Regions from separate parts of the Homo sapiens genome. Here region 2 is linked to region 1. The links are chromatin contacts, found by Hi-C or POLR2A ChIA-PET in ENCODE. All regions are on one chromosome and are shown on one strand. The core of a region is the stretch at or near the end of the contact, and the rest is flanking DNA. Distances in the headings are between cores, read along the strand shown.

The links. Hi-C counts contacts between places; a loop is a spot of excess contacts on that map. ChIA-PET counts read pairs that join two places held with the same protein, here RNA polymerase II (POLR2A).
Region 2: a loop to region 1 is called in a map with no recorded cell type, with 5 times the contacts of the local background. The contact joins the enhancer-like site here to the promoter of LINC02453 in region 1. A Hi-C loop is called at or near these places in 1 of 37 single-sample maps with no recorded cell type. POLR2A ChIA-PET finds 5 or more read pairs at or near these places in 1 of 52 experiments (Panc1).

What each region holds. Positions count from the first base shown.
Region 1 is chr12:98,501,478-98,505,193 of GRCh38, forward strand. LINC02453 (long intergenic non-protein coding RNA 2453) reads right to left here and starts at 2,378. Exons shown (of 4, transcript NR_038383.1): 1 at 2,283-2,378; 2 at 1,106-1,135. It overlaps TRD-GTC1-1 (tRNA-Asp (anticodon GTC) 1-1), which reads left to right and starts at 2,026; the gene lies at 2,026-2,097. TRW-CCA4-1 (tRNA-Trp (anticodon CCA) 4-1) reads left to right here and starts at 2,775; the gene lies at 2,775-2,846. RefSeq lists enhancers at 2,116-2,425, 2,436-2,735.
Region 2 is chr12:99,909,454-99,913,181 of GRCh38, forward strand. All of the region lies in intron 1 of ANKS1B (ankyrin repeat and sterile alpha motif domain containing 1B), which reads right to left. Among named protein-coding and RNA genes, the nearest start is that of ANKS1B, 74 kb to the right of the region's middle. Within about 2 kb of position 1,863, at least 7 of the 41 ENCODE cell types and tissues checked have a DNase peak (open chromatin) inside an H3K27ac peak, as active enhancers do; they include Panc1, where a contact is called at or near this core.

The DNA of each region.
Region 1 (3,716 bases), core at 1,128-3,627:
GAGGCGGGTGGATCACTTGAGGTCAGGAGTTTGAGACCAGCCTGACTAACATGGTGAAACCCCCGACTCTACTAAAAATACAAAAGGGAGTGGTGGCGTGCGCCTGTAGTTCCAGCTACTCGGGAGGCTAAGGCAGAGGAATCGCCCGAACCCAGAAGGCGGAGGTTGCAGTGAGCCGAGAGCGTGCCACTGCACTCCTGCCTGGGCGACAGAGCAAGACTCCGTCTCAAATAATAATAATAATAATGAGAGCAAAAAAGAAAGAAAAGCCAAAACAAGCCTCAGAAACTGCCATTTGTTTAATATCTGCATTAAAAAAATTATCCCTTCCATCAGATGAAAAATACCTTATAATTTATGATGGATAATACATTAATTCGTAGCACACTAGAAACAAGGGATTCCTTAAGACACATATGTGGGGTTTTTGTTGTTGTTGTTGTTGTTGTTGTTATTTTTATTATCTTTAAGGATAATTTGTTGGGTAGGGGTCAGTGAGTTGGGAGTCCTGATTGGTTGGGTCGGAGACGAGACACGTAAGTTTAAGTTCTATAATGAAACGCTTTCAATCATGTCAGTTTATCTGTGCCTATAAACACACTCCTTTAGAGAAAATCAAAAGTTTATAGCCAGGCGCGGTGGCTCACGCCTGTAATCCCAGCACTTTGGGAGGCCGAGGTGGGTGGATCACCTTAGGTCAGGAGTTCGAGACCAGCCTGACCAACGTGGTGAATTACCATCTCTACTAGAAACACAAATTGAACGGGCGTGTTTGTGGGCACCTGTAATCCCAGCTACTCGGGAGGCTGAGACAGGAGAATCGCTTGAACCCGGGGGACGGAGGTGGTAGTGAGCCAAGATCGCACCACTGCACTCCAGCCTGGGCAACAAGAGTGAAACTCCGTCTCAAAAAAAAAAGTTTACATATAAGGCTCTCTTAGTATCCCTGGGAAGAGGGTTCATCCTGTCTATGAACGGGTTTAGGATGACACAAATTATCAAATTATCCGATTAGTGCACTTTCCTAACCCATATGTTTAATCAGTGGCACATCCTGGTTTTGAATTATTTAAACGCATTATTATTTAGCCATTCACATACTTACGTTTGTCACTTCCAGTTAAACTGTAGCCACCTACAGAGAGCGAAACAGAAGTCGGCTGATAAAATTTTGATAAAATTTCATTTGCCCGCAGCTGGTCATTTCATTGGGCGCTTTTGTGTTACAAAAGTGTGTGAATTGGCCGGGCGCGGTGGCTCACGCCTGTAAATCCCAGCACTTTGGGAGGCCGAGGCAGGTGGATCACTAAAGGTCACGAGTTCGAGACCAGTCTGGCCAACATGGTGAACCCTCCCCCCCCCCACACACACACACACACCCCGCGTCTCTAGTAAAATACAAAAATTAGCCAGGCATGGTGGTGCGCGCCTGTAATCCCAGCCACTCGAGAGGCTGAGGCGGGAGAATCACTTGAGCCTTGGAGGTGGAGGTTGTAGTGAGCCCAGATCGCAACACTGCACTCCAGCCTAGGGGACAGAGCGAGACTTCCTCTCAAAAAAAAAAGACTTATGAATTGTTTGAAGAGGCACGAGACCGTGGCAACCCTAACTGTCCCCGACATCTGGCAGCCATATGCTATCCTTGAACTTGAACTTCAGAGTGAAAGTATAAATTTGTAAGGGGAAGGCTCAGCCGCAAGTCACATACCAGTGGTCAGTTAAAAAAAAAAAACTCAGGACGGCAACCTAAATCATTTAGAACGCGTCAAGAGCCTCGGAAAAACTATTTTCACACACTTCTCTAGCACTAACATGGGAAGCGCGTTTCCTTCACATATTCCACACCTTTTATTCTTCCCACCAACATCAAGAATACAAAGCGCCCAGAGAGGACAATAAGCCTAAGCAGCGGCTCCAAGAGACCGGACTTTCGTACTTCCCGGGGGCAGGCGGAAGGTTACGGAGCGCTGGAAGGATCTTACTGCTCCTTGAAGGGCTGTCTGAGAAAATACACAGCCTAACGACTCCTCGTTAGTATAGTGGTTAGTATCCCCGCCTGTCACGCGGGAGACCGGGGTTCAATTCCCCGACGGGGAGGTGTGTAGCTGCACTTTTTTGGCGACAGTTATTATTTTCTGTATCATTCAATGACAGGACACTGCTGTTAAACATAATATGCTAAACCAGCTCCCTTAAGTGCACAACCCTGTCTTCAAAATGGTGACTTTTAACCTTAATGCCCACCATGAAGTGAAAGCCTCCCCTGAGAGAAAATGCCTTACATTGTTTGCAGGAAGGGAGGAAAGGGAAAAAGAAAACGCTCTGAAGGCCTCTGCCCTTGCCTCCAGCCGCCATCTTGCGAAGGCCTGCGCCGGCTTAGTGGCGCCCCGCCAGATTACAACTCGAGGTCGCGAACTCAGCGCGCGGAACCTGTTGGGGGAGGGGAGAGAGGGCGGAGTCTCGCGACTAACGGGGCGGGGGCAGGGCGGGTAAGAACGGAAATCATTTGGTAAAGAAAAGGAAGGGCCAATTTCCTTTGATCCTGGAGACCCGACTAAACGGGAAGCCCCGTTCTCCCGCTTCCGCTGGTTACGTCCCAGCCTTGGTTAGAGGACTAGCAGTCAGGAAAGTTTGGACGCTGAAGGAATCGGTCTCCTGGTCCGACAGATACTGGGTGGAGGGGCAGAGAGTAAATGGAAGAGAAAGACTGGTACCCCTGGAAGAAACGCCATTTACTGGTGTCCTAAGAAACTGCGCGAGCCACAGCCCAGCAGGACCTCGTGGCGCAACGGTAGCGCGTCTGACTCCAGATCAGAAGGCTGCGTGTTCGAATCACGTCGGGGTCAAACTTTTTTTTTTTCCTCCTGTATTTTAAACTACCGACTACTAGAAGCCGAGGTGTATTCCTGCCGCCAATTTTCTTGAATGTTAGAATTAAGTTTTCCTCTTTCAGGTATTATGATACTAATCCTTGGTTTGCAGGAAGATATGATTTACTCTATATCGAAGAGCCTCAAGGCTGATGTTTTTATCATTTGGCCTTTTAAAGTGAGTTTTTTTGTCACTTAACATGCATAATGTGTAAAGAGGTGGACTATTACTGCTGTGCATTAGTGGGTGTATCAGTCCACTAGTCTATCACAGGAAGTGTACAATATACTGTACAAGCTGTTTTTTCCAAACAGTTTTAGGCTGTTTGCCTTTTGAAAGAGAGTACAATAGTGTACAATTTCTAATTTTGAATATTATGCTAATCAAGTGTCTTAGCCCTTACCATGTGCCAACACTGTGAACAACCTCACAATGTGTGACTATTATCCCACTTTTACAAATGTGGCTGTGGCTCACAGGGTTAGTGACCTGCCAAGGGTCACCCAAGATTCTGAACCAGGTGAGGGACTCTGGATCCCTCTTTATAAATACTTTATAATAAAGGTGGAAACAAACAGTTGAAAGAATGTGTGACTGCCAGGCTCAGTGGCTTACACCTGTAATCCTAGCACTTTGGAAGGCCAAAGTGGGTGGATCACGAGGTCAGGAGTTCAAGACCAGCCTGACCAACATGGTGAAACCCCATTTCTACTGAAAATACAAAAATTAGCTGGGCATGGTGGGGTGCACCTGTAATCCCAGCTACTCCGGAGGCTGAGGCAGAAGAATTGATTGAACCCGGGAGGCGGAGGTTGCAGTGAGCCTGGGTGACCAAGCAAGACTCC
Region 2 (3,728 bases), core at 613-3,112, 1.4 Mb after region 1:
ATTTTTTGAGGAACCTCCACTCAGTTTTCCATAGTGGCTGCACTAATTTACATACAAAAGTTTCCTTTCCTCCACAGTCTCACCAACACATCTCTTTTTGGTTTATTTCTGAACTCTCTATTTTATTCCATCTGTCTATGTGTCTGTTTTTATGCCAGTACCATACTATTTTTCCATATTATAACTTTGTAATATAGTTTGAAATCAGGAAGTGTGATGCCTCAAACTTTGTTTTTCTTTCTCAAGATTGCTTTGCCTATTTGGGGTCTTTTATGTTTCCATACAAATATTTTCTATTTCTGTAAAATATTACCTTTGCCTCTTCTTTTCCTTTCTTCCCATGTCATAGTTCCCTTTCTTTTTCTTCCCTCTTCTCTCTATGCTTCTCATTCTAGATCACATTTGGGTAATGTTAGGTACATGTATATAGTGACTATTTCTCCTGGAAGATGATTTAGACTACAACTACAACTATAATCACTTAGAAAAGTGTAGAATTCCTCTGTCCACCTAGAATAGAGCTGAATTTGTTCATATTCCATTCCAAACACAGCATTCTAGGAAACTATGAAGTATTCTGCAAGCTGTAAAAAGATCCATATAATAGAATATTATTTGCCATTAAAAAGGAATAAAGGGCCAGACGTGGTGGCTCACGCCTGTAATCCCAGCACTTTGGGAGGCTGAGGTCAGGAGTTCAAGAACAGCCTGGCCAACATGGGGAAACCCCTTCTCTACTAAAAATACAAAAATTAGCTGGGCATGGTGCCCCGTGCCTGTAATCCCAGCTACTTGGGAAGCTGAGGCAGGAGAACTGCTTGAACCAGGGAGGCGGAGGTCGCAGTGAGCCGAGATCGCACCACTGCATTCCAGCCTGGGCTACAGGGCAAGACTCCATCTCAAAAAAAAAAAAAAAAAAAAAAAGAGGAATAAAGTACAGATACATGCAATAACATGGGTGAATTCTGAAAACATGCTAAGTGAAAGAAGACAGTCATATAGGCCACACATTGTATGATTCCACTTATATGAATTGTACAGAATAGGCAAATCTATTGAAACAGAAAGTAGATTAGTAATTGTCTACACTGGGGAGATGGGAGGAATGGGAAGTGACTGCTAATAAGTACAGTGGCTTCTTTTTAGAGCGATGAACATATTCTAAAATTAGACTGTGGTAGTGGTTTCACAACTCTGTTAATATATTAAAAACCATCCAATTAAAAACTTTAAATAGGTGAACATTATGAGAATTATATCTCAATAAAGCTGTTTAAAAACATGTATCTAACGCAACAGTCTATGTGTACACACCCATAATATATGCATATATATACATACTCATTTACAGAGAGTTCTGAATTATCAGCCTGCAGTTTATCCACTGAAATTTTAAAATTCAAAATTTCTTACTTCCTTGATTGTATGAGAATGGTAATAATAACAATAATGACAGCAATAATAATATCAAGTACTCATTTAGTTCATACTATGTGCCAGCTATTGTGCTAAAAATACGTAATCTTATTAAAACCTTACAAAGTCACCAAATAATAGAGTCTGTTACTAACCATTTTAACATATTATTTTTTATAATCCTCACAACAAGAACTACAGTTTTTCTCAATTTATGAGAAAACTGAGATTTAGGGTGGTGAAATAAATCATTCTCGGTTTTACAGCTAGTAGTTGGCAGAGCAATGATTTAAACTCCGGTCACTGCACTCTGCTGCCACTTGAGCTATCCCTCTGTAAGGGCAATTGAGTCTCAGTGAGCTAAAAGAATCTTACATTACTTTTGCAGACAGGCATCTAACAGAGTAGGAAAAATCCCAGAACCAAAAGCTGAAACCCAGACCGCAGTCTGAGTCATGATACAAACTAACCAGGCCAGCCAAATTCCAATCCTCTCATCTACAAACATGGAAATTGGAATAGAAATTTTTCAAGGTCCTATCAGCTTAAAAGTCCATTTGTCCAAGAAAAACTTACTTAAAAATCTGAGTCTTCAGTCCAAAATAAACTTGCCAGAAGAAATGCTTTCTTTATTTTCTGCCCTATGAGTTTACGACTATTATTAGGTTGTAAAAATATTAAGTATAACTGGAAACTGAAAGCATAATTAACATTTACTTATAAAGTTCGATATCACCCATTAGCAATATAACACATAATGATTTATTAACTTTTTACTATAAAAACTTTTAAACATATTCAAAAGTAGACAGAATAGTATTAAAAAACCCAACGTACTCATCATACACCTTTAAAAATCGTCAACTCATGGTCAAATTTGTTCCATCTATATACCCTCCCACTTTGAAGAAAATCCATGGCATCATAACATTTCTGTAAATATTTCAGTATCCATGTGTAAAAGATAAGGGTTCCCTTCTTAAAAGTATAATCATGATACCATCATGACACCTAAAAATATTAACAATAATATCTTAATATGACAAACTTGGAAAATACATTTAGATATATAAATGGCAATAAATAATACAGATTTAAGTACCACTTTCACTGATATTAAAAGATAAACCTAGGCACATTAAAATTTTAAAGAGTTTATTTGAGCATTCAGTGATTCATGAATTAGGCAGCACCAGACTGCAAGTGATTTGGGCTCCACCAAAGGCGTGCAAGGGAAAACTTTTATAAGGTGTCTGTGGAAGCAGGACAGAGAAAATGTTTGATTTATTAAAGTGGAGAGTCCCTACTTAGAGGTAATTGGCAGTGTCTGGTAAAGACTCTAGATAGAGATTCACTGGTGCTTTCTGATTTGTTAAACTTAAGTTTCATTTCACTGTTTTACAGTGTGTTTACTGTTTACAGTGAGTTTGGTTTCAGTTTGCTTACATAGGAACCCAAAGCACTACCTAATGGTTTCCCAATCAATTTTTTTTTTTTTTTGAGACAGAGTCTCACTCTGTTGCCCAGGCTGGAGTGCAGTGGCATAATCTCCACTCACTGCAACCTCTGCCTCCCGGGTTCAAGTGATTCTCATGCCTCAGCCTCCCAAGTAGCTGGGATTACAGGCACACACCACCACGCCTGGCTAATTTTTATATTTTTAGTAGAGACAGGGTTTCACCGTGTTGGCCAGGCTGGTCTGGAACTCCCGGCCTTAAGCAATCTGCCCGTTTCAGCCTCCCAAAGTACTGGGATTACAGGCGTGAGCCACTGCACCTGGCCCCAGTTAATTTTTTTAACACTGACAAATTTTACTTTGAGTGTTAAGGCTATCTGTATATTCAAATTTTCCAGACTATTATTTCTATTTGAATACATTATTTATATATATAATCTATTATATCTATACCTAATGTCTCTGTACTCTATTCATGAAATGTCATATGGCACTATACTGAATGTGTCCATAGAAGTAGAGTACTAAACATTCTATATATACTGAGCTTATTAGTTTTGTTTACTCATTGAGCTTGCCTGGTATTGAAAAGAAATTAAATTAGTTAGGCATGGTTTGTTTGTGATTAACCTTTCCTGTCTTCCACAGTTCAATTTATCATCCTCTTCGTGATACCAAATGACTACTTTATGAATTGTTCCACAAATTTGCCAGCTATTATTCACGAGCTACATATTTTATCCAACTGAAGTGTTTATTCTGTGACCCTTATTTTCATATAACTCTCTATAACCATTTTGCTTCTACCATACTTACTCTCACATTCCTTCCCTAGCTTGCCTTGCCCTCCAAAACA